Linked DNA regions of Homo sapiens: region 2 is linked to region 1. The links are chromatin loops, found by intact Hi-C in ENCODE. Cell type or tissue: endothelial cell of umbilical vein. All regions are shown on one strand. Each heading gives the region's core, and the rest is flanking DNA. Links, peaks and the distances in the headings are about the cores only.

Region 1 (2,931 bases), core at 161-2,660:
CTGTTTGACGCTAAAGCCTCGGTTGCTGAAAATGACTCATGGCTCCATTTGTGATTCGTTTTCAGATAAATCACAGGCCAGACAATCCAGTGTATTTGAAAGCCACAGTGGCCGATTCAGGGTCTCAGCATGTTTAGGCTCTTTGACTTGACTGGTTAATGTACCAGGAAAGGCCTGAAGTAGGTAAAAAGGGTCACCTGTTGGTCATATAAAGACAACTATACACCGAAAAACAAGTGAGCATTATGGGAGCTTCATGTCTGAGAGCAGCCTTCCCTCATGTTAGCTTAGATGGCAGCTATGCCAGTTTGCTCTTGAGATCAATCACAGCTCTAAGAATTCAGGTGCAGACACACATGCATTGTCACTATCCAAGATGCTTCAGAGCATCTTGGCCACATCCAAGATGCTTCAGAGCATCTTGGCCACATCCAAGATGCTATGGCCTCAGTCATGACAGATAGCTTCACCTCCCACATATTTCTGTTCCCCTCACCTTTGCCCTCTGCTCCCTGCCCCTAAGCTCTCATGGGAGACTTGCTTATATCTGATACCTAAGATATCTTTGCCTTTCCAAGCCAGTGCCTGCTCTCCCATGGATGGTGTTTTTATGTTGCTTTTCTGATTGGCTAGCTCCAAAACATTCTGCATGACCCCATTCAACTATAATGTGCTCTGTAATGCCTTTCTAGAGCCTTCTATGCAGAATTGATTACCTTTAACTTGGTCCCTCCTAACACTGTTCATACTTATCTCTCTTATTTTCTTTTACCATTTATTTATTGTCTATACTTATTTCTCTTACTGTAGTTTGTTATATAGGTGACCAGCAGTCCTCAAACTTTAGTGGTCATAAGAATTTAAAAGCAGCAGAATCAATAAGAATCTATTAAACACCTATGATATGCAGGCCCAGGATTGAGAAAACAGTGTACTACTATTCCACCTAGGATTGGGAAAATAGTGGAATACTATTCCACCTAGGATTGGGAAAATAGTGGACTACAATTCCACCTAGAATTGGAAAAATAGTGGGCTACTATTCCACCTAGGATTGGGAAAATAGTGGGCTACTAAGTGGACTGGGTCTCAGCATCTTATGTTATTGTGTCTCCTCCCCAAGATGAGCTCTCTGATCTGCTATCTCTACCATGGAGGCTGGGAATCTTCATGAATTATTAATAATAACCCTGCATGATTCTGATTCAGGTGGTTACAGACACATTCTTTGGGTAATGGTGTAGTAGATTCACAGCCTGTATTAATATAATAAATATCATTTATAAAATGCTGTGGTATATATTTGAATCCAAGTGCTTTGAGCCTAGTGTATGAGAACTAGTCAGCTAGCTAGTGAGTTAAGCTAATTGATCACCTAGGACCCTCATTTCAGTAATAGCTGTGGCTCTCTATTAATCTTTGAATAAATGGTGTAGCAGTTCCTAAACCAGTATGCGGGGCAACTCAATGCTACAGGATGTTAATAGGTAAGCCACAGACAAAGTTAAACCTAAATATGTTTTCTTAATGTAGCATTTGTCAGAGCTTACAAAAAGCTATGCACATTGTGACTTTCCATGAGGAAATGATTATAGTCATTTCCTGTTCCGTGAAGTGTGTATGAAGCATATAGGCCCTGAACAAAAAGGCCTGAGCTCAAACCGACTTTGGTATTTGTTAGCTACCTACTTAGGCCAGGATTTTCCTTTCTGAGTTTCAGGTTTCTGTTCTCATTTCTTATTAATACTGGCTCTGTCTAAGTCACAGGACTGTAGTGAGAATAAGATGACTTAAATATATGTAATAAGTGCTTTATAAATTGTAGAGTTCTGAGCAGACATTAGTTTTGCAATACATGGGAAAATGTGCTAGGTGCTGTAATTGCAGAATAAAGAAAGTACTACTGGGAAATAGAGGAAGGGGAAATAAATTAATTTTGACTATGATAATTAATTTATAACTAGCAGTTGAATGAAATGCCAAAAGCAAACAAACATACACAGGTGTTCAGGATTGTTTTTCTGACACCATTTGCTATTCATTTGTGTGTTGCTAACTGTAAGCAGGAACATGGGTGTAACTGGAGATCTGTGAATGTCAATCTTCAAGAGAAGGAACTGCCAAGGAGGACTTTGATATGGTCAAAGAATTTTATTTTGGATTTCAAATATCTCATTATAATTATACCTTAATATACAATATTGAGATATATTCAATTCTAAGCCCAAGAAAATCATAACATGTGGAAAGAGCTTCATAGAGTTATACAATAACTTTGTAGAATTTTAACATTCCCCAGAGGATGCATGAGATTATGCAATTTTTTATGTGAGTTATCATTTCAGAATAGTCTATTTGTTCAATTGATAGTCTTTTGGCAGTTCTCTTTCTCTCTGTAGTAAGGTTTCGTTGATTAGAGGAGTTAGAAAAAGTCTCTCAAATTTTGTAAGAAACACTACATTTATATCATACATTTATGTATTCATTAAAAAACTCTAGAACTATTTGTTGAGTACCTACTGCATATAAAGCATAGTACTAAGCACTAGGAAGTCAGTACTCCATAAAATAGGCCCTGACCTGACCCTCATGTAGACATAGTCTAGTGGAAGCAAGCACATGATGATAATATAATGTGACAAGCTTTACATTGGAGTGTATACAGAGTGCAATGGAGCATATAGAGGGGTAACTATTTACATTTTATGTGATTGGTAAAAGCAGCCTACAACTTCGGTTTGTAGCCCTAGAAGTAGGGATGAGGAGTTCCTTGGAAGAGTCCATTTGCTGATCATGGACAAATAAGAAAGGAAGCGCAAAGCCAGTAAATAAGGAAAGCGAGAGAGGCAATTAGAGGCAAAAACATAGGGACTGGCTCCTGGGTGAATTGACTCACTCTTCCTGGGAATGATCCTTTAGCCTGGTGTCACT
Region 2 (2,931 bases), core at 148-2,647, 89 kb after region 1:
AGAACTTTCTGCAATTATGGAAATGCTCTATGTCTGTCCCATCCAGTATGGTAGCCATTAGCTGCATGTGGCTGTTGAGCACTTGAAATTTGGCTAATGTGACAAAGAAACTGAATTTTAAATTTTATTTCATTGTAATTAACAAATTTAAATGTAAATAGCAACATGTGACTGGTGGCTAGTATATTGGACATTCCAATTCTAGTAATTGCCTTGCATATAGAGAAAACACAGACAGCTGTGTTTATAGGACATTGGATGGCTCGCCAGTTGTTATGCATTTGAAATGGCTATCACCAGGAAGAAACTTGAAGGTTCTCCTCTACTCTCCTATATCCATCCTCTGATCGAGACAAACCATGAGGTCAAAGCAGGCTGTACATTTATTTATTTCAGGTTTTTTCAAAAAAAAAAATCTGAGGCAGCTAAGTGGTCCAGTTCATGTAAATAGGGCCAAAATTGTCAAGAAATTTGCAACTCATAGGGGTTATGCAGAAATAGACTGTCATCACAGGACTTACCATAGACTATATTCATTCTGACTTCATGTAGGCTGTGAAGAGCACCTTCTCTGGGACTAAAACTCTGATGGACTTCACAGAGATCAAAAAAGAAGTAATCATGGAGTGTAGTGGACAGGGAATTTAGAAACTTGGTCCAAGTGCTGAGCTCTGCAATTAGTTTCACGACTTTGGATAAGCCACTTAACCTATCAAAGACTCATAAATATTTCCTCATTTATAAAATGGTAATATTACTATCTTTCTAAGATTCTTAAGAAGATGAGGCAGGAACGTGGCTGACTGCTTTGTGAGCTGCAAGATGCTGGGTTAATATTATTGTGTTCTGCCCCAGGAACACGTGCACCAGGTAATGCTAATGATGCCACAGAAGTTTTCATGGAGGCAACAAAACTGGCTTGGAGCAACTGAGGTATCTGAAATTATCTATCAATCAATGTTCTTAAAAACTGAGATATAAGGAAAGCTAAGAGTTGCAGATACAGCCTTGGGGTCCACAAGTTCTCTGCAAGCGTTTAAACATTGTGTGTTTTAAGTGAAATGATAATCTTCAAAGAAGTCATCTATATCTGGATGTTGATAGCCTTCTTAAAACAGAGTGTTGTCATTGGTTTTAGCCTCTATGTTTGTGTTTATACATATAAACTTGATTATAATCAAGTTTATTTAAAGGCACAGAAGCTTAATTTATAAATGATTCATTTACTCCCAGATGGGTGGAGAAGTGGAAGACTTTGCAGTATTGAACTAACAGGAAAGTGAAGCGATAATTGCTTTACTTTGCACACTGTAGTGTAGGGATGTTGTATTCAGAAGGGTGTGTGCAGTACACTTAACTTTGTGAGCCATGACTTAGATTCAGGAAAGCATCATTCTATGCACTCATTGTTATTGTAGACATTACTAATTTTATAGTTTTACTTGTACTTAATTAGTAACTTGTAGTTTTATAATTCTACAAGGGATATAAGCATAGTAAGTTCACTTGTCGTTGTGTTTGAGCCTATTTAAGAATGTCTATAATAAAATAATTATGCATATTATGAATTTATTACTAGATATTATAATAAGAATAATTATTTTATTATTATCGCCTCCCATTGAGGAGGTCTGTGAAACTATTTTTTTTCCTTCATATGGGCATACACACATTACTCAAGTTTGAGAATAATGGTATGGTATAAATATTATTGGATTTCAGAAAACCTGACCTCAGGCACTAGTTTATTGTTTTTTATTGGAAAAACACATATTTCTGAACCTGTGTTTTTATAAATTAGTGCAATCATAGCTACATCACAATATTTACAGTATAACTGTGAAGATGAAGGATATTAAGGAGAAACTTTGTAAACTGTGAAGTACCATATGAGTAGCGTATGTGTCATTTACAATTATTACAGCCTGTATATAAATCGCACCACAATGTTTTTAACAGGTACAGAAGAAAACTTAAGAGTGTGTGGATAGTGCAAAGAGAGATCCAAGACTTTGGGTGAAGCTGGCTGGCATTGTTAAGAAGATGTTGGTTCACAGAAATGATATAGAGACAAATTATGCATCATGAAAATATTTTCTTCCTCTTTATACTTCTAGACTATCAATCAGGTTGACTTAGAAGTTCAGCAATTGAGTTGCAAGAAGTAAATATTTAAATTCACAGTGGTAATGTTGAAATCTCAGGAATTTATTGACATCCTTTCAGTCTAGAGGTCTCTTGATGACTCTCCCCATCCCAAGCTCATGCCTGGATATTTTTGTGCTCCTCACACTGGTGGAAATGTCTGTCCACACTCAGCTTCTCCAACTCAAAGCTTAGTGTTCTTGCGAGTCCCCAAACTAGACCGCTTATTCTTTGGACCCTTTCTTGACTCACTCTAGCCATTATCAACTTCCTGTTAGTTTAGAAACTCCCTTGGCATTGAGAGTCTGAATGGCACAATCTAGCTCTTGATTTTATACAAACCTCTCTTCATGTCTAGTTGTTAGATTTTAAGCCTTCTCATGGCTGAAATAATTTCCTCTCTTTTATTCATACATTGCACAGTGCTGACTGAAATACAGAAGACATTGTGAATTTAATTTGTGTTGACTTCACCAAGGACAAACAAGATATAAGTTTTCTTCACCATATTAGCACTTTCTGTAAGAATGATGAGATCAGAGAGCTCTTTATGGCCAGGGTCACTATAACAAAGAATCTATGGGCCAAATAGGAGTCCCTTATGAGTCTCCAAAGTCATTAAAGAGGGGCATGTTTTGTGCCATGAACTTTCCTTTTTTGCATATGGAGCTGAGAAACCCAAAAGTTAAAAAGGAGACTCAGTGATAGATTCATGGATAACAGAGATGGGTGGAAACAAGAATAGGTGGGCATAGTGTTATAATATGGGATTGATTATTTCCACAG

What was found. Hi-C counts contacts between places; a loop is a spot of excess contacts. Peaks named below come from ENCODE experiments on the same cell type or tissue, not always from the same donor. Only the 100,000 strongest peaks of a DNase experiment are listed, where the experiment ranks them.
Region 2: it touches region 1 in a loop (2.3-fold over the local background); 3 of 110 quality-filtered maps call a loop at or near these places.

What each region holds. Positions count from the first base shown.
Region 1 is chr3:114,221,741-114,224,671 of GRCh38, forward strand. No RefSeq gene overlaps it. Among named protein-coding and RNA genes, the nearest start is that of ZNF80, 14 kb to the right of the region's middle. In endothelial cell of umbilical vein, for the core only: no CTCF peak of the experiment used is centred there; a DNase peak (open chromatin) is centred at 1,621; H3K27ac peaks cover 1,133 bases.
Region 2 is chr3:114,311,227-114,314,157 of GRCh38, forward strand. LOC124909411 (a long non-coding RNA gene) reads left to right here and starts at 853. Exons shown (of 2, transcript XR_007096008.1): 1 at 853-933; 2 at 1,960-2,186. In endothelial cell of umbilical vein, for the core only: no CTCF peak of the experiment used is centred there; no DNase peak of the experiment used is centred there.